Regions from separate parts of the Homo sapiens genome. Here region 2 is linked to region 1. Evidence: read pairs that join two places in POLR2A ChIA-PET (ENCODE). Cell type or tissue: HCT116. All regions are shown on one strand. Each heading gives the region's core, and the rest is flanking DNA. Links, peaks and the distances in the headings are about the cores only.

Region 1 (7,697 bases), core at 3,159-5,658:
CACACACATATATATATACACACACACATATATATACACACACATATATATATATTTGAGGAGTAAGGGTTATTGTTTTACCCCAAATCAGTTTAAAATCTGAGTAAATTTAAATTTTTGGATGTAGCACATGCTGTTGGTTGCCTGTCCCAAATCCACGCCCCCTCTTCTCCCTGCTCATAGACCCTGATTTGGTCTGGGCAACCCACCCTCCTCCCCTGGCCACGTGCCTCATGAAGTCCTCGAGGTCATCCCTTCCTTTGCCACTGATTGGTTTGGGGCTGAGCACAAGACCCAATTCTGGCCAATGAGGTGTGTGAGAAAGTCAGCATGGGCTTTGGGAAAGGCTTCCTCACTCATGAGGAGACCCCGGGAGGAGCCCAATGGGAGAGGAACTGGCAGGCAATGAAGCCAGTGGGGTGAGGGCAGCAGAGCAGAGATACGGAGGGAACCAAAGTCCTTGACATTACTGAGCGCCTGGATGTCACCTGTCCTGAAGCTGCCCTACCTCTGGACTACTTGGTTTATTACTTTTTTTATTTTTGAGACAGTGCATTGCTCTTTTGCCTAGGTTGGAGTGCAGTGGCACAATCCCAGCTCACTGCAGCCTCCACCTCCTGGGGTCAAGCGATTCTCCCACCTCAGCCTCCTGAGTAGCTGGGACCACAGGTGCATGCCACCACACCTGGCTAGTTTTTTTGTTTTGGTTTGGTTTGGTTTGTTTGTAGAGATACCCCACATCTGCCTGTTTGCCCAGGCTGGTCTCGAACTCCTGGGCTCAAGGGATCCTCCTGCTTCAGCCTCCCAAAGTGTTAGGATTATGGGCGTGATCCACTGCACCTAGCCTTAAAAAATGTTTACTGTTCTGATTAAGTCATTTTAAGTAAGGTTTTCTCTTACTTGCAGCTGAAGGAATCCTAACTGGTATATTCCATAGTCTAAGCAACTGTGTCATCATCAATTACCTTGGAATTTTTTTTGTAAAAAAGCAAATCACTTAACAAACAGCATCTCTGTCACAAAGGGTTCGGTAACAGCAAAAACTGCTCCCCTGTCCTGTCCCTGCAAAGAATGCCATGCAACGGGGGTTTCAGACAAGCATTGTATCTGCTCTTACCCCTCCCCTTCCCAGTAAAATGTTTGGGTGATGTTCCATGGCAGGGAAACAGATAGAAGAAGGCACAGCCTGGTTCAAGGAAGAGGGCAAATGCGTTTTCAACGATGCCAAACTGGGCAAAACTAGTCCTAGTTTCAGGTGGGGTGTCCTGGGCTTGTTCTTCACTGAAACAGACCTGGGCTCCTTTTCTTCCTGTCCTCAGGCCAGAAATCCCCCATCAATTTGTCTAAGGGAACCATCACTGGCCAAGATACAGAGGGGGCAAGAACACAGGAGACCGAGTCTTCTTACCAGGAGAGGTGATTTCAAAACTCCAAACAATCTCCAAGTAAAATCCAGCCCCAGTAAGGGCCTGTAGCATAAATTTGAATTTTGGAGGGAGTCCAGCCCTCCACGTGTTTCTCTGATAGGAACTGGGAGAGCTTCCCCCATACAGCCAAGTCCTGTCGCGGAGCAGTCCCCCGACCACCCTGTCTCTGCCCCAACCCCTCCTTATGGAGGCAAACAGGCCACCAAACTACAGCCTCCCACGGTGTTCCATCAGCAGTCACAGGAAAACCCTCATGGCTTCTGGGCTTTGCCTCCCCAATATGCCACCCAGCACCCAGGCTCCATAAGAAATCTGCTTTCAGAATCAAAGACCTGAAAATTAGAAATGCTTTTCTAATGCCGAGGCCAAATTTCCTCCACACAAAACACCACAAATCCCTCTCCAAACAATTCGCGATTGCCCCCCAATCTCAATGGCCTTTTTCTCGGGTTGTAAATGTTCCCTAAAGTTGTCAGTGAATTAAACCAGAAAAAAAAAGAAAGAAAGAAAAAAAAAAAAGAAAGAAAAGGGTGGGTTACCTGCTCTGTGGGCCAAAGAAGGACCTTGGATTGATCGGATGTCAGCTCTGGTCCTGCAGCTTCCCCAGCCTGGCTCCACCTGTCTGACCTGTTGGGCTCGCTGCCGCCTCTGGGCCTGGCACAGCCGCAGGGAGCGGGGCTCGCTGCCAGCACCCAGGCCCCTCCATAGGTGTGCATTCACCTGCCAAGAGGTGCAGGCGCACAAGTGCCCTCCCCTCTCTGCTCCCACCATGTGACCTGCCCCCCAGCCGGACAGGCACTGGAGCATCTCCCTCGGTGTCACTGGAATTTCAAACCTGAAGCTGGCAGAGAGAAAGAAGAAAGGGAAGAAGAAGAGGGGAGGGGGACAGAGGAAAAATCCTGGCCCCCACAACTAACCAACAGTCCTTCCGTGATGTCGTGGAGGTCAGGCCAGGTGGGGCCAGCAGCCCCGTCACGGTGATCGTCAGGGTCAAATTCCAGGGCTGCTCTTTCCCCCTGGGTGGCTATTTTGGGAAAGCAGCTTTTCTCCAGCAGTGGACAGACTAGCTACTATGGACGCTGGAATCCAGAAGACTCAGAGCTCTGCCAGGGCCCAGCACAGGTAAAGGCACGGAGGACAGCCCTGGGAGCAAAGAGACAGTTTGCCCTCAGGTGCCCCTGAACTCCGCTCTGAGCACACACAATCCCACGGGTCCCTCCTGTCCCTACCCTTCAATAAGGATCACCCAGCACTTGGGGTCCTATCTGGCTTGGAAGAGGACGTGGGGCTTGAGGTATTACCCAAGGTGTTGAGGGGGTACAGCTGGAGGGGCAGGTGGCATCAGGTCTAGCGGCAAGGCCACTATTTTCCTGCCCTCCAGGACTGAGAGCCCTTAGCAGCCAGATTTGGCTTCTCTTCCCTTTCACTCCCTGGCCCCTGATGCCCGTCAAGCTCAAGTCGATACTGAACAACTGAGTACACAGCACAGCCTGGGTGTGAGGTCAGACTCTGTGCCTGGGATTGGGGCGGGTCAGGCATCTGACTCTGAGTTTCAACCACTGCTCAAGTTCAATCATGTGCTTCTAAGCTGCCAATCAAGCCAAACCTCTGGGAGTCACTGAAGAATAGAAACCGCAAGGCCAAGAGGAGGGTTGTGGTGCCCTGTGGTCTTGATAACTTGGGTTTTGAATGCAGGGTGGATGTTAAGATATAAAGCCCTTCCTAGGAAACCAGAAGACATCCTCCTAAGGAGGCAACAAAGCAGGGCAAGGCCCAGGAGAGGACCTGTGATGGAATTCAGACAGAGCCCAACCTCCCAGGGTACAGCCTTGTTCACGGGGCGCGGGAGGAGAAGGCTAACTGCTGCTGAGTGTGGCCAGGCAGGTCTTCAGCTACTGACATCAGGGCTGTGTCCACCCCTCAGAGCAGCACTGAGCTTGAAAGTGAAGCCCTGGCCGAGCGCGGTCGCTCACGCCTGTAATCCCAGCACTTTGGGAGGCCGAGGAGGGCAGATCACCTGAGGTGAGGAGTTCAAGACTGGCCTGACCAACATGGAGAAACCCCGTCTCTACTTAAAAAAAAAAAAAAAAAAAAAAACAAAAAAGTGAGGCTCTCTCTCAAAGCCAGCCCTTGCTCTGCTGCCCCAAGAGGGTCCTGCAAACACACGGGCCTTGTCCAAGGGGCCTGATGTGCAGGAGAGGGGCAGGGCCCAGGGCAGTGACCCCGAAGGGCTCCATCCTCGGACCTGACTCCTCCTTGCTCATAAACAACCAGGCCTTTGCCTTCCTCCCACACCAGTCCCCGGGTCAAAGGCCTTAAGAAAATCCCCGGTGCACTAGCCAACTCAGACCGCCCTGGCCCTTAGATCATCCGCTAGTCACTGGGCTGAGACCCAAAGGAGAGGGAAATATTTGGCGATTTCAGGGAACTGAACAGCAAAGGTGTTCACAATCAGACCACCAGCAGGAGTGCGGCACGCCCCTTAAACACTCTAAGGAAGTATTTACCAAGGCTGCTAAAAAAGAAGTTGAGGATTTCTGCCTCTGATTTAGTAGAAAATAATCTTTGAAATTTACATACAAAGTCCCATGATAAGTCATTTGGGATCCCCCAGAGGAGGAAGGCTGCTTGCGGTTAGACTGGGTGAGTCAACGAAACAAACAAATGGGCCCGATGAGGTCAGCTTTTTGGAAAAGGAACAAAGAAAACTGCACCCAAATGAGAGGCAGCTTACAATGGTGAAGCAGTGGTCACAGAAAATCCATTTCCAAAGCCTCTAATCCAGCAGTTTGGGGGATGATTTTGTCACCCAGGGGACATTTGGCAATATCTAAAGACATTTTTGGGGCCGGGTGTGGTGGCTCATGCCTGTAATCCCAGCACTTTGGGAGGCCGAGGCGGGCAGATCACTTGAGGTCAGGAGTTCGAGACCAGCCTGGCCAACATGACAAGACCCTATCTCCACTAAAAATGCAAAACTTAACTGGGCATGGTGGCACACACCTGTAATCCCAACTACTTGGGAGGCTGAAGCAGGAGAATCACTTGAGACTGGGAGGTGGAGGTTGCAGTGAGCCAAGATCGCATCACTGCACTCCAGCCTGGGTGACAGAGCAAGACTCTGTCTCAAAAAAAAAAAGAAGAAAAAAACCCAGACGTTTTTGATTATCACAATTGAAGGGTAGGGAGTGCTCCTGGCTTCTAGTGGGTAGAAGCCAGGAATGCCGCTAAACATCCTACAGTGCACAGGGCAGCCCCCACCACAAAAAATCATCTGGCCCCAAATGTCTGTAGCACTGCCACTGAAAAACTGTTCTCATCCACCGAGAACTCTCTCTCTCTTCCTTGCAAGTCCTGGGCAAAAGGTTGTTTTTAGTAGCCCAGAGGGCCATGGTGGTGACAGCTCCTCCCTGGGTGATGCCAGGCTTCAGGGGGTCAGCATCTTTGGAGGGTCCTCTAGGCATAGACCCCAGCTTGGGCAAGCCACTTGGCTGCCCCTGCATGGGTGACCCTGCCTGACTGCCCCTGGCTGCAACAGCCCCTTGCCGAGGCTTCTAGACCCTCAGAACCTCCCCCCTGCTGCTCTGGCTCTCAAGGTCCCACAGTAAAGCCACAGGAATGAGAAGGAGCGATGACAGTTCTCATCATCCCGTCATCGTCACAGCAGACTGGTAGGTGCTTTACAGGTGACAATGAGCTTTCACATTCGTTGTCTCACCTGAATACATAAAAGCCTCACCCACTGTTAAAACAATCTGAGTTCTTGACCTGCCAGACCAGTGGAACATGCAGAGGCCACCTGTCCCCGATGAGGGCCTGGGGGAGAGGGAGCCGTGCATTCATCTGGGGAGACCCCAGAGTCCAGAGCTGGGCAGAGGTGACAGCAGCCTGTCTAGGGGACCTGGGGGAAGCCAGGGTTCTGGCTGCTCCACGGCAGGCCCTGAGGTGGAGGGTCTAGACCCTGACCAGGCACCAGTCCTGCTGAAATGAGGCTCCGGAAATAGACGCACATCACACTCCCTGGAGTATTTTCTGGGCGGCCACAGAGTTCAGCAAATAGTCAACAGAAAGCATCTCCAAGAAGTGGGTGAACCGGAAGGACACATGCCCAAGGCTGATATGGGAGGTGTTTGGGGACTTAGGGAAGAAGCAGGACAGAAATAGGCCCAGCTCATTAACTGCATCTACATATGAATTGCTTGACTTTTTTTTTTTTTTTTTTTCAGAGACAGGGTCTGGCTTTGTCACCCGCTGAGCTGCAGCACAGTGGCATGATCATAGCTCACCAGAGCCTCAACCTCCCCGGCTCCAGCCATCCATCTTACCCCCTCAGCTCCTCTAGTAGCTGGGACCACAGGTGTGCACCACCATACCACGCCTAGCTAATCTTTTTTTTTTTTTTTTTTGAGACGGAGTCTCACCCTGTCCTTCAGGCTGGAGTGCCGTGGTGTGATCTCGGCTCACTGCAACCTCTGCCTCCCGGATTCAAGCAATTCTCCTGCCTCAGCCTCCCAAGTAGCTGGGATTACAGGTGTGCGCCACCACACCTGGCTAAATTTTTGTATTTTTAGTAGAGACGGGGTTTCACTATGTTGACCAGGCTAGTCTCGAACTCCTAACCTCAGGTGATCTGCCCATCTCGGCCTCCCAGAGTGCTGGGATTACAGACGTCAGCCACTGCACCTGGCAACCCGGCTAATGTTTAAAACAATTCTTTTAGAGACAGGGTCTTACTATGTTGCTCAAGCTGGTCTCAAACCTCTGGGCTCAAGTGTTTCTCCAGCCTCAGCCTCCCAAAGTGCTGGGATTACAAGCATGAGCCACCGCGTCTGGCCCGTTTGAGTTTTTATGAGTATTATTACTTATTTTATAAATCTAAAAGAACATTAGGAAAAAATAAGAATAAGGGCAGAATATCTCGTATCCACACCCCCTTTCACGGGATACAGAGCCTTGCCTGCTTGGGAAACTCCTGAACTGCAGTCTGGGTTGCAACTCCATGCGTCATTCATCCTGGTTACCAGACCCTGGAAAACCGACGCCAAGTGAGACTCTGAATAAGTCAAAGGACAGAGACCACAGGAGACAGCTCCCGGCGCTAAGCAAACGCCTGTCTCCAGCAAACCTCAGGAAATGAGAGAAACAAGTCCACGCTCCAGCTGGGAGCCCCCTGCAGCAGGGAGGCTGCCCATCTTACACCCCTAGACCTCCTGCCTGCACTCCCCCTGAGTAGGTGGCCCCTGCCACTGCCGTTCCCCTCAGACCACGGCCTTTCCTCGGGAGAGAGGGTGGATGTGGGGAAACACCAGCTCTTCAATGTACCCTGGGAAGGCGGATCCTGGAAGGCCCTTTTGAAGTTTGAGCAAAGAATGGGAGGATGCGACCCACCAGGCAGGCAGGAGCCGCTGACTCCAATGCGAAAATAGAAACTGCTTCCCTGTAGCTTGGATGCTATTGCAGCTGGCACACAGAGGCTGTTAGGATCAAGACGAGGTTCTGGATCCAGTGCCTGCCTCTGAGGCTGCTCACAAGGAGGAAAGTCACTGCAAAAATGCTTGGCCCAGGCCGGGCGTGGTGGCTCATGCCTGTCATCCCAGCACTTTGGGAGGCCGAGGCAGGCGGAATCACCTGAGGTCAGCAGTTCAAGATCAGCCTGGCCAACATGGTGAAACTGGTGTCTCCAAAAATACAAAAATTAGCCAGGCGTGGTGGCACACACCTGTAATCTCAGCTACTCGGTAGGCTGAGGCAGGAGAATCGCATGAACCCCAGAGGTGGAAGTTGCAGTGAGCCGAGATGGCACCACTGCACTCCAGCCTGGGTGACAGAGTGAGACTGTCTCAAAAAAAAAAAAAAAGAAAAAGAAAAAGAAAAAAGAAAGAAAGGCCAGGCGCAGTGGCTCACCCTGTAATCCCAGCACTTTGGGAGGACAAGGCAGGCAGATCACGAGGTTAGGAGTTCAAGACCAGCCTGACCAGCCTGACCAACATGGTGAAACCCCATCTCTACTAAAAATACAAAAATTAGCTGGGCGTGTGACGCACGCCTGTAATCCCAGCTATTCAGGAGGCTGAGGCAGGAGAATCACTTGAACCTGGGAGGCAGAAGTTGCAGTGAGCCAAGATCGCGCTACTGCACTCCAGCCTGGGTGACAGAAGGAGACTCTGTCTCAAAAAAAAAAAAAAAAAAAAAATGCTTGGCTCACCTGGCAGCTTTAAGCTTGGAGCCTCCTGGCCACCTGACCTGCTCTCAATGCACACAAGGCACAGC
Region 2 (7,697 bases), core at 1,834-4,333, 1.9 Mb after region 1:
CTGCAATCCCAGCTACTAGGGAAGCTGAGGCAGGAGAATCGCTTGAACCTGGGAGGTGGAGGTTGCAGTGAGCCGAGATGATGCCACTGCACTCCAGCCTGTGCAACAAGAGCGAAACTCCATCTCAAAAAACCAAACCAAACAAACAAAAAAAGTGAAATAGCTGGGCACAGTGACTCATGCCTGTAATCCCAGCTACTCAGGAGGCTGAGGCAGGAGGATCGTTTGAGCCTCAGAAGTCAAGGCTGCAGTGAGCCATGATTGTGCCACTGCATTCCAGCCTTGGTGGCAGAACAAGATTGTCTCAAAAAAAAAAAAAATCATTTCTCTTCTTCACTGAAAGCACACATATGTGGTGCTGGGGTCAGGCAGGAAGCTATGGGCAGCGCACATTCTACAGTTCATCGGACAGTACACCCATGCCACCCCTGCTGGGCATCCAGGTGAACCGTTTTTCCTCCACCACCACTGCAGCTTGTCTGGAAAGCCCTGCTTGTATGTTCTCTTAGCGCAGGCCCTCCTCCCACTAGGTGCTGTTCAACAACAGGACGTCAGCCTTTCCTGGAAGATTTCTTCACACAGAGCTCAAGAGAATCCCCCATCCACGTCCCCAGACCACCTCCTCCAGAGTGGTCAGTGCCACCTTGCTCATTGGTCTCTATGCCTCTCCCAGCACTGCTGGGTTTTGCTCTCAGCATTAGTCTCCGAGTGTATGCAATGCTCCAGGCAGACAGCCTGCTGAATAAATCCAGTAAATCCCAGGGGGTCCTCATCACCTCAGTGAAGTTTCTGTGCTACTCACATTAAATAACGTGATGACAGCTGTGGCAATCAGGCATGTGGTACCCAGCAAGTTATCTTCTTTTTCATCAGGGAAGAGGCTCGCCTGCTTCTGAACTGGCACAGATCCTAGAGGAGCAGAAGATAGTAAGGTCAAAGCCTACAGAATTTTGTTTATTTTTTCTTTTTGAGATGGAGTTTTAGTGTAGTCCCCTAGGCTGGAGTACAATGGCACAATCTCGGCTCACTGCAACCTCCGCCTCCTCGGTTCAAGTGATTCTCCTGCCTCTGCCTCCTAAGTAGCTAAGATTACAGGTGCCCACCACCATGCCAGCTAATTTTTGTATTTTTAGTAGAGATGGGGTTTCACCATGTTGGCCAGGCTGGTCTCAAACTCCTGACCTCAGGTGATCTACCCGCCTCAGCCTTCCAATATGCTGGCATTACAGGCATAAGCCACCACGCCCGGCCAAGCCTACAGAATTTTAGACAAGGTAGCTGTGTCCCAACCTCTTCGGGACAGTCAGGAGGGCTCTCGACTTTACCACTGGTTGGGATGATTGGATAGCCATCCGGAGGGGCATGGGAGCAGTCGTGAGGTCCAAAGAGAACATTCTCCAATCTCTGCATTAAAAGACACCAGCAGGCTGGCATGTAAAACGTGCAAGCCGGCAGTAGCTTTCTGCCAGCTGTCAGCACAGGCCTCTGTCAGAGGTGTACTTGCACTGGCTGTGACTTGACGTTTTCCCTCCTGGGGGAGAAAACAGATCCGACACTCTACCTCAGCACTGGGCAGCGGTCCGCTCTTCTTCACTCCGGCTGCAACTTCAGACTAAGGAAAAAAACGAAGGGAATTGAGGAAAGTTGCCCAAGCACCTCAAGTCCAACCCCCAGTCTCCAGCGCTGACTGTATTCCTTCACCAGCCTGTTTCTCAAAAGCCCAGAGATTTTCTTTCCTCTCTTCACTCCTTACAGTGCCTGGCATGATAATTATTTGGTGCTCAATAATTATTTGTAGAATGAAAGAATAAAGCTCTTTAACATGACTAAGCACAATAGGAAGGATTCCAAAGAGCTTGAAAAAGACTCTTCTCTAGTAATCAAGGTCTCTCTTTACTTGGACAAAGTACAGAGCTTACAAAGACATTTTTAACACAAAAATTGCAAATGTGGGGCTGGCAGGTGGCTCACAACTGTAATTCCAGTACTTTGGGAGGCTGAGGTGGGAGGACTGCTTGAGCCCACGGGTTCAAGACCAGTCTGGGAAACACAGCAAGACCCATCTCTACAAAAAATTAAAAAAAACATAGCTGGGTATGGTGGTGTATGCCTGTGGTCCCAGCTGCTCAGGAGGCTAAGGTGGGAGCCTAGCAGATGCGAGGCTACAGTGAGCCATGATTGCACCACTGCACTCCAGCCTGGGTGTCAGAGCAAGACCCTGTTTCTTTTTTTTTTTGAGACGGAGTCTCGCTCTGTCGCCCAGACTGGAGTGCAGTGGCGGGATCTCGGCTCACTGCAAGCTCCGCCTCCCGGGTTCACGCCATTCTCCTGCCTCAGCCTCCCAAGTAGCTGGGACTACAGGCGCCCGCCACTACGCCTGGCTAATTTTTTGTATTTTTAGTAGAGACGGGGTTTCACCGTTTTAGCCGGGATGGTCTCGATCTCCTGACCTCGTGATCCGCCCGCCTCGGCCTCCCAAAGTGCTGGGATTACAGGCGTGAGCCACCGCGCCCGGCTGACCCTGTTTCAAAACAACAACAACAACAAAAAAAACAAAAGAAAACTGGCTGCCATTGTCAGCATTTGCTACGAAGTCTCATCAATCTTTTCTTCTGATGCTTCCTACACCTGTTCTTTCCTTCTCAGTGTGTGATTCCTCACTCATTCAGGGAGCTATCACTTCACATCTGGGCCATCGCCAGGCTCCCAAAACTAGCTCCCTCTGCTGAGGTCACCGCTCCATCTCACTCCACCACATTAACTGCCTTAGAACAGTGAATTGGCCCAGTTACCAGACAGTACTTGCTGCTGAATCATCAAAGCTAAGGTCATAAATAAAGAGTCTTAGCTCTCAACTATCATAAAAAAAAGCAGCTAAATTCATCAAGACACACACACTGGATTTCCTAAGCCCTATTATTTCCCTAGGGTTGTTTAGAATGCAGACCAGCTCATGAATCTAGGAAGCCACAAGGAATAAGACACTAGCAGAAAAAACAGGCCTGCTAAAGTTGGGCATGATGGCTCACGCCTGTAATCCCAGCACTTTGGGAGGCCCAGGTGGTGGATCACCTGAGGTCAGGAGTTCGAGACCAGCCTGGCCAACATGGTGAAACCCCGCCTCTACTAAAAATACAAAATTAGCCAGGCGTGGTGGTGCATGCCTGTAATCCCAGCGACTCAGGAGGTTGAGTCAGGAGAACTGCTTGAATCCAGGAGGCGGAGGTTGCAGTGAGCCGAGATCATGCCACTGCACTCCAGCCTGGAGACAGAGCGAGACTCCGTCTAAAAAAAACAAAAAACAAACAAACAAAAAAAAAACAGGCTTGCTAAGTTGGGACCCTTCAGTAGAAAATCTTTTTTTTTTTTTTTGAGACGGAGTCTCGCTCTGCCTCCCAGGCTAGAGTGCAGTGGCGCGATCTCGGCTCACTGCAACCTCCGCCTCCCGGATTCAAGCAATTCTCCTGCCTCAGCCTCCGGAGTAGCTGGGATTACAGGCGTGCACCACACGCCTGGCTAATTTTTTGTATTTTTAGTAGAGACGGGGTTTCACCATGTTGGCCAGGCTGGTCTCGAACTCCTGACCTGAAATGATCCAGCCACCTCAGCCTCCCAAAGTGCTGAGATTATAGGCGTGAGCCACTGTGCCCAGCCGCAGAAAAGCTTCTTACCTTGAGCAGGGGCATCTCTCGGGCCTGCTGGATTAAAAGGTGCATTTCGTTGATCTGCTGCCGCACAAGGGGCGGTACTGGGTTGCAGCAAGCTATGATGCCCTGAGGTTCCCTGAAGACAAGTAAGAACACACTCAACTTGTCACTCAGAAACGCAGCCCTTAAAGGCTTCCAGATAAGAATAATGACTGGGTAAAGCCAGGCTGCCACCTAAGCTGAAGCTACAGGTAGGTGACTAAGGAAACACTGATGTCAGGCCAGCCTAGGCCAACTTCTCCATGTGTTCTTTGCGACACCAAGCTTTAAGTGGATCCCTCTTGGAGCCTGACTCCCACAATCAGGGAGAGCTGAAAGTAAGTGCCATAGCACTGTGGATTCTCAATTCCGCAGGGGGCAACCAACGGGCTGTGGATTTTCATTCTTGCTTATACTTCAATCAAGATCACAAAACGTTTAAGATCATGAGCTGCTTTAATTTGGAAGAAAGTACAGATGACAGAATCTGGGACATTTTCTTCCCTTGCAAGTAGATGCTATAAGGCTCAGAGACTTAAAATAAACTCAAACTAAGGCATAATCATTGAAATGATTCCAGTTCAGAAGTTTTAGTGCTTAAATGGCAGCCTGAGGGCAGAAATTCTATATTCCTTCAACTTGCTACCTTCCAAGCTTGGAGCATTAATCTCTGAGTAAGCAGCCTTGGGTAATAGCAACCAGAAAAGCTTGATTTTGAAGAACATCAGATCTACTGAGAAAGTCAGAACATATTAATCAGATTTGAAACTCACTTAGGCAGTTCTTCAGCTATTTTCAGCATCATGTGGTTTGGCAGTACATATCTGGAAAAAAAAAAACACACACACACACACACACACACACACACACACACACACACGGTGGGGACACATTACATTCAGCCAGTAAGTTCCATTAGATGCTGTCACATAGGGGAAATAACCAGCTTTCATAGCAAAAGAAAAAAGCCCATTATTTACTTGTTATTAGATCTCCTCAGTCTGGAAACAAGTATTAAAAGAACCTCTAATCCCTTACCCGTAACTTTCATCTTCCCTGCGAGCTGTTTTATCCCTCCAGGCAAACAGCAGCTGAAAGGCTGTCAACTGCTGTGTGTTAAGGTGCTTCTTCTGCTTCCTATAGAGTTCAAGGTAGGACTCATCCGTGAAGATAGGTTTGATGAATTTCTACAAAGTATTAGAGAACATTCAAAATCAACGGGAATCAAAATTGTGCCCTGGGCTCTGGAAAATGTTTGGCTCTTTTCATGAATGTAAGGAGCAAACCTAAGAACTAGAACCTGGCCAGACACAGAGCCCAAGTGTCGCGGTCTGTGTGACTGCGGCTGAGGTGTACCTTGAGGCAGATGTCCCTGCTCCGTTGCCACACCACCTGCAGCTGCACCGGCTGCCCGTTGCCGCGCTCCCACATCTCCAGCCTCATTTTGTCATAGATATATAGCAGGTAATGGGTGTCATCCCGGGCGTAGCTGAGCATCTCCTCGGGCAGAGGGCTGGAATTGCAGAGGACAATGTTTTACTGATTGCCCCCAAGGACAGCAATTCAATTTGTCTATTCCTTGGGTGCTGGGACTTCCTTAGACCCTTCCAATATGAAAGATCCTTTCATAGTCAATACTGCAGTTATGCCAACATTTCCTGCATTTTAACATGATAAACCATTATTTTAACAGCTGGGTAGAATTGGAGGCAGGGTAATGCGGTGGTTAAAATAAGGGCACTGTCAGCTACTCTGGACACACACAAGAGGCAGTAGAAAAGGGGCCACTGGTGTCCTGAGTTCAAATCTCAGCTCCAGATGTCTGTCCTTGGACAAGTTCCTTAACCTCTTTGGGCTGACCCACCTAACTTGTGAAATGGGAACCAGGTACTTCATAGGCTGTTGTGAGGACTACACAGGACCACATCCTTGAAGCACTTAGCCCAGAGCTTGGCACAGGGTAAGGGCTCCGTAACAGGGAGTGGTTTTTAGATTTTATCAATTTTTATCTTTTATTTGGATTTTATCAGTCCAAATGTAATTTTACTTTTATATTTAGAAATTCTGGCATTCTGGGCCAGGCGCGGTGGCTCACGCCTGTAATCCCAGCACTTTGGGAGGCGGAGGCGGGAGGATCACCTGAGGTCAGGAGTTTGAGACCAGTCTGACCAACATGGAGAAACCTCGTCTCTACTGGAAATACAAAATTAGCTGGGCGTGGTGGTGCACGCCTGTAATCCTAGCTACTCAGGAGGCTGAGGCAGGAGAATTGCTTGAACCCGGGAGGCAGAGGTTGTGGTGAGCCGAGATCGCGCCATTGCACTCCAGCCTGGGCAACAGTGAAACTGCATCTCAAAAAAAAAAAAAGAAAAAAAGAAATTCTGGCATTCTGGCATGTGGAATTCCTGAAAAAGCTCAGTAGCACCTTCCTATGACAGGTGCAACCTCGGAGAGGTAGCAACCAAGCGGAAAACGACCAAGCTGAGCAAGGCCTGCAGGAAGTGGGGCAAAACTGCTACCTTATGCCACAAAAAAACGCTCAGTGTAAAGCTAAACAACAGTGTCCCTTAGAATTCTTTCCCACCTATGGAAGGTCATCTTGCACACACACACACACACACAATCATCCCTACAGAAGATCTTACACACACACAAAATCATCTGGTAGAAAGATCCCAGTTTCAAACAAAAGACCAGCATGGGCAAATACTGGTGCGGCACCTCTTTTTCAACCACTATTTCCATGGAACACAGTGTAACTGCATCAGCCCATCATAAAGTCCACCTTAGCATTAAAAAATTTCCTACCACTTTTACGCTGCTGAAGATGCCTGGCGAAAAGCCTGATGCCATTCATCTCAATGAGCGTGGTAGGGCTCAAACCCAGGTCTCTCTGGACGACAGGTTAATGAATAATCACTTTCTTCTGCCACCCACATTTCCTCAGTAAGAGCAAACTGACCGTATTCTCCAATCAGCCAGCTGATATTGCTTGTTTGAGTCCACGTTGCAGTAGAGTTTCAGGAGATGATCGAGTGAGTGCCTGCCCAGGTTAAGAAGGCGTGCTGCCTGATGAGTATCAAACATGTTTACTACATACAACCCAAAGTCTTTCTGTAGCCATTCTATGTCTGAATCAGCACCATGAAAGACCTGAAAACAGAACCAAAGTCATGCAGTACACTGGTAGCAGGCCACTCATGCTCAGAAATTAACTCTGCCTCTAGTTTATTAGAACACTGAAATTAGAAGGTAGTCTCCGCTGTCCCATCTGTAGTGCAGTGGTGTGATCTTGGCTCACTGCAACTTCCGCCTCCCATGCTCCAGCAATCCTCCCACCTCAGCCTCCCAAGTAGTTGGGACTACAGCGTGCCACCACGCCCAGCTAAACTTTGGTATTTTTTGTAGAGACGGGGTTTCACTATGTTCCCCAGGCTGGTCTCAATCTCCTGGGCTCAAGTGATCCTCCTGCCTCAGCTCCCCAAAATGCTGGGATTACAGGCCTGAGCCACCTCACCTGGCTGAAGCCAATGTTCTAATCAAGATTAGATATATGCAGCTGGGCATGGTGGATCACGCCTGTAATCCCAGCACTTTGGGCCAAGGTGGGTGGATTGCTTGAGGTCAGGAGTTTGAGACCAGCCTGACCAACATGGCAAAACCCTGTCTCTACTAAAAATACAAAAATTAGCCGGGTGTGGTGGCGCATGCCTTTAACCCCAGCTACTTGGGAGGCCGAGGCAGGAGAATTGCTTGAACCCGAGAGGCAGAGGTTGCAGTGAGCCGAGATCGTACCATTGTACTCCAGCCTGGGCAACAAGAGCAAAACTCCGTCTCAAAAAAAAAAAAAAAAAAAAAAATTAGATATATGCAGGGTTTTTTTTAAGTTAAAAAAATTTTTTTTTAAATTTATTATTATACTTTAAGTTTTAGGGTACATGTGCACAATGTGCAGGTTAGTTACATATGTATACATGTGCCATGCTGGTGCGCTGCACCCACTAACTCATC

The links. Peaks named below come from ENCODE experiments on the same cell type or tissue, not always from the same donor. Only the 100,000 strongest peaks of a DNase experiment are listed, where the experiment ranks them.
Region 2: POLR2A ChIA-PET joins it to region 1 with 5 read pairs; 2 of 35 experiments call an interaction of 5 or more read pairs at or near these places.

What each region holds. Positions count from the first base shown.
Region 1 is chr1:9,160,041-9,167,737 of GRCh38, forward strand. All of the region lies in intron 1 of MIR34AHG (MIR34A host gene), which reads right to left. Among named protein-coding and RNA genes, the nearest start is that of MIR34A, 12 kb to the left of the region's middle. RefSeq lists silencers at 2,665-2,734, 2,885-2,954, 4,725-4,774 and an enhancer at 3,885-4,214. In HCT116, for the core only: no CTCF peak of the experiment used is centred there; DNase peaks (open chromatin) are centred at 3,791 and 4,101; H3K4me3 peaks cover 992 bases; H3K27ac peaks cover 2,051 bases.
Region 2 is chr1:11,076,040-11,083,736 of GRCh38, forward strand. EXOSC10 (exosome component 10) reads right to left here. Exons shown (of 25, transcript NM_001001998.3): 10 at 6,649-6,839; 11 at 5,043-5,199; 12 at 4,725-4,873; 13 at 4,460-4,510; 14 at 3,672-3,783; 15 at 1,562-1,612; 16 at 1,326-1,404; 17 at 803-909. Among named protein-coding and RNA genes, the nearest start is that of EXOSC10-AS1, 20 kb to the right of the region's middle. In HCT116, for the core only: no CTCF peak of the experiment used is centred there; no DNase peak of the experiment used is centred there.